2 separate regions of the Homo sapiens genome follow, and region 2 is linked to region 1. Evidence: chromatin contacts called from ENCODE Hi-C or POLR2A ChIA-PET data. All regions are on one chromosome and are shown on one strand. Each heading gives the region's core, a stretch centred on a gene start or an enhancer-like site at or near the end of the contact. The rest is flanking DNA. Distances are from core to core; before and after follow the strand shown.

Evidence for each region. Hi-C counts contacts between places; a loop is a spot of excess contacts on that map. ChIA-PET counts read pairs that join two places held with the same protein, here RNA polymerase II (POLR2A). Pooled maps may share reads with other maps.
Region 2: a loop to region 1 is called in a pooled map, with 13 times the contacts of the local background. The contact joins the promoter of TMSB15B-AS1 here to the enhancer-like site in region 1. A Hi-C loop is called at or near these places in 1 of 37 single-sample maps with no recorded cell type and 10 of 50 pooled maps. POLR2A ChIA-PET finds 5 or more read pairs at or near these places in 1 of 52 experiments (HEK293).

The regions. Positions count from the first base shown.
Region 1 is chrX:103,530,164-103,536,490 of GRCh38, reverse strand. LINC02589 (long intergenic non-protein coding RNA 2589) reads left to right here. Exons shown (of 6, transcript NR_131237.1): 5 at 5,307-5,381; 6 at 5,594-5,724. Among named protein-coding and RNA genes, the nearest start is that of RAB40A, 14 kb to the right of the region's middle. RefSeq lists an enhancer at 2,755-2,824. Within about 2 kb of position 2,635, at least 6 of the 41 ENCODE cell types and tissues checked have a DNase peak (open chromatin) inside an H3K27ac peak, as active enhancers do.
Region 2 is chrX:103,916,482-103,922,994 of GRCh38, reverse strand. It overlaps TMSB15B-AS1 (TMSB15B antisense RNA 1), which reads left to right and starts at 3,447. Exons shown (of 5, transcript NR_146557.1): 1 at 3,447-3,570; 2 at 3,915-4,163; 3 at 4,535-4,586; 4 at 4,770-4,908. It also overlaps a transcript of TMSB15B not described here. RefSeq lists an enhancer at 3,432-3,521.

The DNA of each region.
Region 1 (6,327 bases), core at 1,386-3,885:
CACTAGAGCTACCTGGTGTTTCATGGCATGGATTTCCTGGAGCATATGTTTTTACAGTCTTGTTTTTTACCCCTATCATTTTTTTTTCCTTCTGAGTATGGGGAAGTGGATTTGGGTCTGCTCAGAGGCATGATGCTGAACAGCTTTTATGAGATTAGAAAACACCCAAGAATGTAGAGAACATTCTGTCTCTAAAACTTTGAACTCAAGGCATATCAGAGAGAGATTTGCTTTCCTTATATGGATGTCTGTGTTCTCATTAGGAGAGAAACAATGAAAAATAACTTTTTACAATGCCTGCCTTAGCCCTGAGGCTCAGCCAGCCCCCACTTCTGTGTCTCAGCATTTAAAGGGCCATTGAAGTCCCACTCCATGCTATATATTCTCCACAGGTTTTCTCATTAACCCCTCAGGACAGCTCTGTAAGGATGGTATGGTCAGTCCCATTTCACAGATGACTAACTCAGGCTCACAGAGTCTAAGTCATCTCCCCAGGTAAGTGGCAGGATTGGAATGAGGTTCCATCCTTCGCCCTCCCTAGAGGACCCTGGGCAGCTTCCCTTCTAGAAGATGGGCTTCCAGGGCTTGAAAAATGGCCAAATTCCACTCCCCTGCTATTGTGGCCCCACGGGTCCTCCACTCCACAACCCCTCTGGGTGATGAAGATGACAGAGGAGATGAAATCTTGTCCTTTGTACCAAGAGACCTGGGTGTAGGGCCACATGAGTTGGCTGATCCCTGAGGTGGCGAGTGGGCTCAGGCAGAAGCTCAGGTGTTGGCCTTGGGAGAGGAGAGCTGGAGGGAAGGAAAGTAACATGCACTGAACTACTGTAAGCCAATGCACTTTATATTTTATCTGCTTTAATCTTTTTTTTTTTCTTTTTTTGGTAGAGACAAGGTCTTGCTATGTTGCCCAGGCTTGTCTTGAATTCCTGGCCTCAAGAGATCCTCCCTCCATGGTATCCCAAAGCACTGGGATTACAGGCATGAACCACCTTAACTAGCCTCCTTTAATCTTAACTGCTATCCAAGGTACCCATTATTATGACCATTATTCAGATCAGGGTGCTGCCTTTAGGGGAGTTTTTGCAATCCAGGAGAAACTTTGTTATCTCCTGACCAGCAGCTAACTCTGGAATACTCTAAAGATTTATCATTTTCTCTTGATGCCTCCAGGTTTCTGAATGCTCTAATCTCCCTCCAGGCTGACAGTACGTGCTCCCCAGGTGTTTTGGAATGTTTTTTGTTTTTCAATTATGACATGTATAATTATTAAGTCCCATTATGGAAATTTAAAACATTTTCCAAGTGAAAGATAAAAACCCAGTAACCATTGTATTAAAACAGGGGAGAAAACATTTTCAAACTACGTCTCAGATGTTGGGTTGGTGTCTGTGATTTGTGAAACATACTCATTAACAAAACAATTGGCAATGATTTCAACAGAAAATTCAAATAAGTATATACATGGACAATAAACATATTAAATATGCAAAAACCACAAGAACTAATAAGATGCAAATATTTTAAAATCCTGATAAATTATAATAAGTGGAAATGACAAGATGAGAACTGTGATTGCACTTTTGGAGAAGACAATGTGTGTGTGTGGGGGGGGGTGGTGAACGCGTTTATGTGCATCTCACAGGGACACGTCTGGAGAGTATGTGCCATCCTAGGGACAGCAGACCTTTTGGGGTCAGGGGGCAGGAGTCAGGTCTGTGAGAGATGCAGGATAAAATTCCTATTTTTGAGTATAATTTTGCATATTTTTTGAAACTTTATATTAAGGAGAAGAGTATTTTGATAAAAACTTGAACACAAAAAATCCTTATGAAGAGACTGACAAAAGAATTGTATACATGTATTCACTAATTTGTGAAAACATTCAATGTATTCGATTTTATAGTGAAACAAAATAGATAAAAATCGAATTGACTGTGTTTCTACATGTGTGTGTGTTTGTATCTGTGTCTCCTCCAGCTAAATTACTCCAAATACACACTGACAGGTACAGTTTTACCTTCAATTTAGAGGTTGGTGGTCTAGAACTAATCTTGCTTTTAGATATACAGGAAAATGAAAGATACAGGGAGATTGCTACCATTAGGTGAATAATTCCAGAAAACTTTGGCTGATACTGAAGTTTTCAGCCAAGCTCCTAACCTCCATCTGTCCCTCCCAGTTGATGAACCCCCTAGTCTGAAACTCTCAGAGCTGCAATCCTGACTCTGGCCCGACGTGATATCTAACTCCATTATTATTTTCCTTTTTCTAATGAAAAAGAGTACATTTTTCAAAGAGTGGCAAATGTCTTGGAATTGTTTGTTTACTGTAAGTTTTCTTTGGAAAATTCACATGTATATTAAAGCAGGTCCATTTGCTGTTGACCCTAAATCCACATCTCATTCATTGATTTATTTCTTCCTTTGTTAGTGCAGTTTGAGGTGTCCATACTGTAGAGTGGTCCCTCCCAGGGTGTAGGTTGTTCACTCTCCATTACCCCACACCTGAACAGGCTTCCCAGACCTCCTCTCAGGCATGCCCTCTCCGGGACGCTATGGACACAGCCGTCCAGACCCCATTCCAGTGCCCCCATTCTCTTCCACTCACCTCCCGCTGCCCTGGTTTGCGCTACACCAGCCTGCTAAGGACTGCCAAGGCTCGCTCCTCGTACGTGGTGTTTCATTGTATAGACGCCATGGAGTACATGTTTTTGCAGTGTTCTTTTACACCTATCAATTTTTTTCTGGAAGAATTAGAATCATTCTGTCCATAGGTTCATAGACTGGGTTTTAGTGGAGGGTATTTTATTTTTTCGCTCATTGCGTAAACGTCTTTGTAGAGGTTTGATTATGAAGGTACGTTGGTGCCCCCTCGTGACAGAAGCCTGAACTGCAGCTTTTACGTCTGAGCAGGAAGGTGGGAAGGAGCAGTTTGGCCCAAGCCCACTCTATGGAGTTTTCTGGAAGTCTGGATGGAAAATGGAGCAATTCCAGGCTAAAAGAATATTTATGGCCTCCAAACAAAGTGCAGCCTCTCACTATGCTGAGGAGAAGGCTTTATGTGGGAGCAAGAAAAATATTATTTTTATTTGTATGCTTTGAGTCCTCTGCAAAAATAGCTGTAGATGGATATGAGCAAAAATGGATCCTGGCTACTTATGATCTTTGTAACCTGCCTTTGACTTTATTATGACAATTTTTCCATGAAAATACATGTCTACCATAACATTTTAAATTACTTTACAACATAATTTTAGTTTTTATTTTTGCCATCAACTGGATGTTTCATCTTATGGATGGTACCACATTTATTTCACTTTGAGATAAAAATGTAGTTCCTTTACCATGTTTTATTATAAACAGTAGCAAACATAACATCCTTGCTCACATATATGCAAATGTATTTGTAAGAATTTCTTTATGAGATTGTCAAAATGCTCTTTTATTATGAAATCTATAAAGTTTTATATTAACACAATACATGATAACATTATTACTCATATATATTCCTACTAATATGGTATGAAAGTGTCTGCTCACACACTGGAAATAATGTTGATTATTGATAACTGGTTAGGCAAGAAATCATCTCTCATCATTGTTTTCATTATAACTTATTTTTACTGCCTCCTAGAATTCCATCCTATGGATGTGACATAATCAATTTTCACAACCCTATGTTATTCAGAGTGTCCTGATATTTCCTTTAATCTACACTGGCATCTTTTCAAGGTCTGTGCTCTGCTGAAGGGCACAGTTCCTGTGGCTGTTTGCACTGAGCTGAATGTGTCCTCTTGGAACACAGCAAACTGTCTTAGAAAAATTCTAGTATTGTGATAATAGAACCCAATTAGCGCATGAATGTGGGGGAGTGTGTGTGAATGTGTGCAAGTGTGTGTGTGCTGACAACCACACTTGCCTCTGCTTCCTTCTGCCTCTTCATGGTTTTGCATCCTGTTTGGTCTCCCTTTCTAAATTCAGGTCTAGCAGTGAAGAGAGGGTATTGTTAGGATGGCAGTCCTTATAACCAGACCCTTATCAACATCCTTCACTACATCCTGAAGTTAAACTTTTAAAAAGGAAATTGTTGGTGCTTAGTGTATGCACCTATGTAACCTTTTGATAAGTATTGTCATGCTGACACCCAGAATGTTGTGCCATTTAGGCTCCCCAAAGTGGAACAATGTGAAAAAGTTTGGAGAGGGGTGAGGAAAGTAATAATGCTGGCATCCTGTCACAGAGGGAAGGCCCGGGACCCTGTTGTGGTCCCACTCTCAAGCCATCCCAACATTTGGAAGACATGAAAATGATCAGACCTGAATTAGACTTCAGGTAGCATGTGGGGTGGGGGAAAGGTCATTGGAGGAACACAGGACGTAGAGTCAGGGCTGGGATACAGCTACAGCTTTATGTACATTCGTGTTTATATAAGACATGTGCATCAAGGCCTTTTTATGAAAAATTTTGGTCATTCCTGTGGTACAATAGAAGCCTTGGCCAATATTTTTTAAACAAATTTCTTGCAATATTATTTATAGACAATGGAACCCATTCATTTTAAGGTTGGTGATTTTTATTAAATGTATAGAGTTGTACAACCATCACCATAATTGAGTTTCAGAAATTTCAATTGTCCCCAAAACTCCCATTGTGCTTCAATGCAGTTAAACCTGCACCTATCCTCAGCTCTTGGAACCACAGTTATGCTTTGTGTGTCTGTGGATTTGTTCATCCTGGACATTCATATAAATGGAATCATGCCGTATTTGGTCTTTTGCATCTTTCACTTAGCATGATGTTTTTAGGGTTCATGTGTATTGTAGCATGTAGCAGAATTCATTCATTTTTTAAAGGCTGAATAATATTCTATTCTAAGGATATACCACATTTTGTTTATCCATCTGTCTATTGATGGTCATTTAGATGATTTCTGCTTTTTGCCTGTTATGAGTGATGATGTTATATACGTTTATGTACGAGTTTTTATGTAGACATAGGTTTTCATTTTTCTTGGCTATGTACCTAGGATTGGGATTTCTGGGTCATATGGTAAATCTCTGTTTATTCATCTGAGGAACTGCCAGACGACTTTCATAACCCTGACAGTCTTGAGGAGTACAGGCTCAGTCTGTTGCTTCTCTTGTGATTTGACTGTGGTTACAGATTTTGAGAAGGAATACCACTAGTTCCGGTGCCCTTCTTGTCGCATCATATCTGGGAGTATACGATGCCTGCATGATGTCACTGGTGATGTTAACCTTCATCATTTGGTTAAGGATGGTGTTTGTCATGTTTCTCCAGTGTACAGTAACTATTTTTCCTGTATCGAGAGAGCATATGGAGAGAAGAAGGAAAACACATGTTTCTAATTTCACTGTGAGTCACTGTCATTTCTATGTGGTGGAATGAGCACCCTGCTGGGCCTGGGGGAAGGGAAGAAAGCGGTTCTACCATCTCCATCCAACTGAGTCATGGACCCCATGAGTGGAGTTTGGGGTACAGGGATGAAGTCATCACTCACCCCATTTCTTACTGTTTCATAGTTTTTCCTACCTCCTATTTTCCCCCCACCCTGTTGTATATGACAGAAATATGTTTCCTTTGCGCTCCTGAGGGGCTTGATGAAAACCTTATACTATGTCTGCTGGACAGGACACTGGAGCAAGAGATACTGGAGATCTCTCTGCATCCTGGCACCAAACCCAAACCAGTAACTCTGGGACATTCTTGACTGAGGGGTAAGTCACTTCTCCTGCTAGCCTCCCTTAGAAAGTGCATATTTCTGTTATGTGGGAGCTTCATTGCTGTGTGGTAGAGTAATGGTGAGGCACACAGAAGCAGGTAGAGATGGAGTGCCTGGTGGGTGAGCCAACACCCAGGGCACAGGCTCCAAGACTTGTGCTGCCTGATTCACCCTTCTCATGGTCTGGGTCTTCCCATCTTTCGGTCGTCTCTCAGAGTACCTTGGATTCCTGTTACATCCCATACTGTCACAAAGAGCAGGGGACAAATGGGGTGGGGAAAGGAGCAAAGACAGAGAGAGGTAGAGGTGATCCCTGGAGGGCCTGCTGTTTTCTGTTCTCTTCGCTGTTCTTTCTTGTTCCACATGTTTCTTTATTTCACCCCACAGTTAACCTCAGAAACCTGGTAATCCATATGATCCCACAGCTATGCCTCATGGCCCAAAGGGCAGGATTTCATCTCCACCGTCCTTTTCTTCAACGTGAAGGGCTGTTGAGTGAGTACCCTTAGGGCACAATACTGGGGAAGTGTAAAATTATCATCTTCCAAATGGGAAGCTGCTGGGGGTGGGGGGCAAGAG
Region 2 (6,513 bases), core at 2,198-4,697, 390 kb before region 1:
TGCAGCCAACAGACACATGAAAAAATGCTCATCATCACTGGCCATCAGAAAAATGCAAATCAAAACCACAATGAGATAGCATCTCACACCAGTTAGAATGGTGATCATTAACAAGTCAGGAAACAACAGGTGCTGGAGAGGATGTGGAGAAACAGGAACACTTTTACACTGTTGGTGGGACTGTGAACTAGTTCAACCATTGTGGAAGACAGTGTGGCGATTCCTCAGGGATCTAGAACTAGAAATACCATTTGACCCAGCCATCCCATTACTGGGTATATACCCAAAGGATTATAAATCATGCTGCTATAAAGACACATGCACATGCATGTTTATTGCAGCACTATTCACGATAGCAAAGACTTGGAACCAACCCAAATGTCCGTCAATAATAGACTGGATTAAGAAAATGTGGCACATATACACCATGGAATAGTATGAAGCCATAAAAAAGGACGAGTTCATGTCCTTTGTAGGGACATGGATGAAGCTGGAAACCATCATTCTGAGCAAACTGTCGCAAGGACAGAAAACAAAACACTGCATGTTCTCACTCATAGGTGGGAATTGAACAATGAGAACACTTGGACACAGGATGGGGAACATCACACACTGGGGCCTGTCGTGGGGTGGGGGAGGGGGGAGGGTTAGCATTAGGAGATATACCTAATGTAAATGACGAGTTAATGGGTGCAGCACACCAACATGGTACATGTATACATATGTAACAAACCTGCACGTTGTGCATATGTACCCTAGAACTTAAAGTATAGCACTAATAAAAAATAAATAAATAAATAAATTAAATAAAAATGAGATAATAGGGCAGAGCTTGCAGTGAGCTGAGATCGCACCACTGCACCCCAGCCTGGGTGACAGTGGGAGACTCCGTCTCAAAAAAAAAAAAAAGAGAGAGAGAGAGAGATAATAGGAATAAAGGCAAGATAACAACTAAATTGTTCTAAAAGCTGCAATCGGTCTAATGAACTGGGTTATCTGCAGAATGCCTTTTAGACTGCTTGTTTGGAAGGCAGCAAAGAAGAGTTTTCATGGGCTTTGGAGTTTGACATCCCTGGCCTGCAATCCCAGTGCCTGCACTTAAAAGTTGTGAAGCCTTACACAAGTTACTTAACATCCCTGAAATTCAGTTTCCCTCTCTGCAAAATGGGATACAATGGCTGTCTCAACAGTGTTGCTGGGAAGCTTAAATGAGATAACAGATAGAAAGTTCCTGGTACAAAGGAGGAAGGCAGCCAAAGGCAGCTATTATTGTTTCAGCTGAAAGCTTTATCTCTAAACCTTCAAGCTTCTAAGGTTTATGTGTTAAAATTACAAAATGTGGTCTCATTAGAGCCATCAGTTGGAACAGACTCACACACATGAGGCCAGAGATAGGATGTCCTGTATCCAATTGGAGCCAGGTTGCAAATACTCCCCCCATCCCTGCACAAAATGTCTCTCGCTTTGTTCCAGTAGTCCAACTCTGGCACCTTTACACAATCCATTTCCTGTCATTATTTTTGTCCGAGCTCTGACACCTATTCTTGGTCTTATGTGATTCCATCCCTACCAAGTCCAGCTGCAAATACCTAATTTGGTGATAAAGCCAATTTAAACACTGAACAAGAGTCTTCTGGGAGGCAAGAGTCAGATGTCACGGGACAGGGGAGCAGAAGCAAAAGTCTGAAGGAAACCTAAGAGCTACTGCCACCATCACCCCTAAGTGTGCGAGGTGAGCAACCTGCCTTCTCCATACATCCACACTTTCCACCTTCCACCACCACTACCCCACTGTTCCATCCACAGGCCACAATCCTGAGATGGAAAGTGCTTCATCTCCAAATCTGTATTGTTTACTCCAAGGAACTCTACATCTTGGGGTTGTAAATAAGAGGGTGGAAATGAGTGAGTGAAGTGCCTTGGCAGGCTGAAGATGAAGCCAACGGCAGTGGAAGGGCTTCAGACTGTTCACTTGCTTCCAAGCATCAGGAGTCAAGAACAGGCCCCACAGGAGCCTCCTAGCCACACTATACATAAAGGAAGTAATACCTGCTCTCTAAGTCAGGGAAAAATGGAGCAGGTTTTCCAGCCACTGCCTTCATGGCCATTCACTTTGGACAGCCCTGCATGCTGTTTCCATGGAGTTGCTCCTTCTCTGGGGCCAGTGATGCCAAATCCAGCAAAGGAGAAGTCCCCTGAAGAGCTCACAGAAGGGCAACCTAGCAACCTGTCCTTGAGCCAGGAAATGAAAGAGCCATATCAGCAACAGAGAGCTGTGGTTTGGGGGTTAGGTTAAATGGGGTTTGATTTCTCACACTTCTTCATCAAGCATGGCTTGAAGAAGGAAGACATTATGACAGACCCATTTGAAAATCTGCAAAGCTGTGGACTCAGAAGAATGTACGGAGTCCAGATTCTTTGCATACAGTTCCAGGAAGGACCGCGGGTAGGAACCTGTGCTCTGGAGTTACATTTCATAACAGATATGCCATGGACAAATACACTGATGACAGGCCCATTTACTTATAACCTTCAGCATCACGTGGTGGTGTTTAGAACAGTGGTTCACGAATCTCTCTACACCTCAGAATCAACTATGGGGCTGTTTAAAACTACAAATCACACTCTTTACCTGTAGTCCTAGTACATCAAAATCCCCCAGGGGTAAGGCCCAGGAATCTGCATTTATAACAAGCTCTCCAAAATGATTCTGAGGCAGCCCACTTTTTACTCACTTTAGTTAATAGTATGAGTTCTGGATTCAGAGATTCGGTCCAAATTTTGGCTTCACCTTGTAATTTCAGACAAATCATTTTACCTCTCTGAGCCTTGCCTCCCTTGGCGTCACAAAGGGCTGTCGAAATTATGTTGCTTTTATAAAAAGGGCAGCTTTTTGTAGTATAAAAAAAAGTATTTTTAAAAAAACGAAGGAAAGAAGAGTGCCAAGAAGAGTTTCCTCTTCTGTACAATGGGCACCATAAAGGTTGCCTTCATCTTCCCTCAGCCCTCTCCCTACTACCTCCTCACCCCCTCCCTCAGCACTATCATCACATTGAGACTGCTGTTGAGATGGTTTGAGACTACCTGTGCAAAAGTGCTCTTCAGACAATGCTGCAGGGCAAACAATTAGCATCTAGAGAGCAACATACAGGTGCTAAGTTGGATGCTGTAACTTCTTTGCTGCGGGATACAGTGCAAGACGCTTAACCTCTCTGTCTTTGGCTCAGTTTCTTCATCTGTGAAATGGAGATAACAGTTCTTGCTCACTAATTCTATGCAGTCCCAAGTTGGTCCTCCCATCCTGGCTTTGGTTTTTCTCCGCTATCCCTTAATCTAACAGAATAGAGGAGTGTTGGCAAGGGGTAGCCTTTGAAGTCAGATATGTTGACTTGGGAGTGAGCTCTTAGCTCTGCACTTCCTAACTGTACCGCCTGGGTGTTTCAGTCCTTTCCTGTTAAGTGGGCACACTGCTACCTCCTTCACAGGGCTGCTGAGAAGAAAGGAGACAGGCGCATCCGCACACAGAAAGCACTCAGTAAATGCTGTTTCCCCCCTTCCCCCTATACAAAGGTAAGGAACTCTCATTGTTCACTTGGTTTCTGTCCCACCTCGTGTTTCAGGCATCCGGTCTCAAAGCCCGGAGCAGAGCCGAGGCGGAAGGGGATGGGGAGAAGGGAAGCGACGGGGTAGCAGCAAACTCACAGATGAAAGGGAAATGGGCCTGGTCCGTGCGTCCGAGCTCCACTTGACGCCGCGCCGGCTCCCGTGCCTGTCGGCCTCAGCCCCCGCCAGCCAGCTCCCGAGTCTTGCTAGCAGTAGCTTCAGGGCCAGAGGCTGCTTGGGTAGGCCGCCTCCTCGCCCCGCTGATTGGCCGCGTCGCGCGGCTTGTCACGCTCTTTTGTCTCAATGGGCAGAGACTGAAAGCAACCGCGGCTGCCCGGAGGTCCGAACTGGAGGGTGGCCGCAGCCGTGACTTCCTTGGGAACCGCGCTGCCTCGACTCGGCTACCTCTCTGCGAAGCACTCGCTAAGCCGGGCAGCCCCGGGGTCGCTTAGCGGCCCAGGAGGCGCCAGCGATCCTGTTCCCCTGCAGAGCTATGGGGACCGGAAGGCGAAACAGAGCTGTCGACGCGGGAGCATACGCTGCCCACCAGTGGAGCGCAGGTAAAGAAAGAGCGCGCGATTTCCCGGCGCGGAGAGGGGTGGGGGAAGCCCCACCAGGACTGGGCGGCGCCCGGCTTGGAGAATCAGTAACTGCGAGGCAGGGGATGGAGCACTCCCATGGCCTGGTTGCGCTGAGAAAGGAGTTGTGGCTCATCTGGATGCTGCCGACTGGGTAGGATTTATGATTTGCCTGGATTGAAGTGGGCGGGGGTGTTGTCGGGCGTCGGGGGCGGGTGTTCGGGGAGGTGGCAAGGGGCGGGAGAAGACGATCGCAAGCTGTCTTGAACCCCTTTTGCATCTCCTCATCTCTTCCTGGGAAGGAATATGGGGGTGGGAGGTCATCCAACTTCTAGTCCCTTTCTCTCCGGCAGGTCATCAAAGCCGAATCCGAATTTGAATTCTGTGCGGCTGATTGCAGAGCTGGTAGGCCGACGGTTTCCCGCAGGAAATGTACGGGGGGCGGGAGTGCAGGAGGCACTTTGGCTTGTGTTCAGAAGATGGGAGAGGGAATTTTCCGCCTGGCGACAGAGGAGGCGGTGGAGGGGAGGTATCAGGTTTTCAGAAGAGGCTGCTCCCAACCCTTCCTTTCCTTCCTTCGCGGCACAGTCTTGAGGCCCTGAGGACTGGGATCTGCGACCCCCAGTGGACAAAAGTCGACTCTACCCCAGAGGCTAATTTTCTCAAGGCAGGCACCTGTTGAGAGGCTGCAAGTAAAATACAGGGGAACGCTAGTTTCCGAGCTCATGTAAGAATCTGAGAAATAACGGGGGTAAACTTTGACAAAGGGGTGTGTGATTGAGACCTGAGGTCATGAGATTAATGGGTTCTTATTACCTCTTGCGGGGGGAGGTAGTAAAGGGGAGGGGCAGGTGGCCTGTGGCGTCCTGAAGATTTTTCATGCATTCTTTTTCCGAGAACTAAACATTGTCAACTCTAATATATCTATAGCGCAACTTGCTTCAAGGACAGTAATAATTTTCATTTAATAATTTTCCATTTAATCCCTTTACTACATGGTCATTTCTGTCTCTTATATTCCTAGGTTTCCCTTTATAAGGATTAGTCAGATCAACATTATATCTCTAACAATGTTCCTTAGCTTTTTCACTCTCATTATACCTAGAGAATTTAATGGAATAAACCAGATTTTATATATATATATATATATATATATATATATATATATAAATGTGTGTGTGTGTGCGTGTGTGTGTGTATAAAATTACTCAACATTCAAGTAGTCTTGAAAAAAGATGGGTAGGAGTCACCTTCTTTCCCTTCATCAGTTACCAGTGTTCTCTTAACATAATGGAAGAGGCAGGAGGTATTCCCACCTACAACTCAGGATTCCTATGTCCTATGGGTTCAGTTGTGTCCCCCCCCCCAAAAAAAAACACCAAATACATCTATTGGACTCCTGACCCCTCGTCTCTCTCCTACTTGAAGATGGGTTTTTTAGTGGGATACTGAAGTTAAATTACATTCATTAGGGTGGGCTCTAACTCGAAATGGCTAGCGTGCATTGTGCCTATCAAAAGGGGAAATTCAGACAAAGAGACATGTGTACAGGGAAGAAAATGTGAAGTAGCATACAGAGAAGTGGGCCATCTACAAGCTGAGGAAAAATCCCTGGAAGAGATCCTTCCCTCTTATTACTCAGAAGGAAACAACCCAGCTGACGCTTTGATTTGGACTTCCAACCTCCAGAACTGTGAACAATTAATGTCTGCTGTTTAGGCCACCCAGGTCTGTGGTACATTGTCAGGCTAACAGAGCAAACCAATAGGGATTCTGTTGCCAGACAGATCTGATAGCTAACACCTGAAAGAGTGGAAGCAGCTTTGGAACTAGATAATGGATAGAGACTGGAAGCATTTTGACATGCATGGCACAAGAAGCCTAGAGGGCCTTTAGGAGATGGCTGGGGGAAATATGGACACCAAATGCAATTCAAGTGAGGGTTAAGAAAAGAATTATTTGCTGCAGACAAAGGATCTCTGACTTAGAGAATACATATATCATGATCACCGATATGTTGCTAGAGCTATGAGTGTTAAAGGTGCTTGTGGTGAGTTATGAGACCGAAACTAGGAAGATGTTACTGGAAGCTTGAGGAAAGGCAATCCTAGTTTTACAGTGGCAAAGGTTTGGTCTGTATTGTTTTCTTAGTGTTTTTGAGGAAAGTAAAAATTGTAAGTGATGAACTTGCACATGCAGCTGACTTCTATTGTTGGGGCTCAGAGCATGATACCCCAAAATAAAGGCCCCAGAAGTAGTCTCGGATGTAAAAGATGTTCTCTGAGGTCCTGGGTCCTCCTGTCTGTCAGCCCCATTCTTCCCAGGGAGCTAA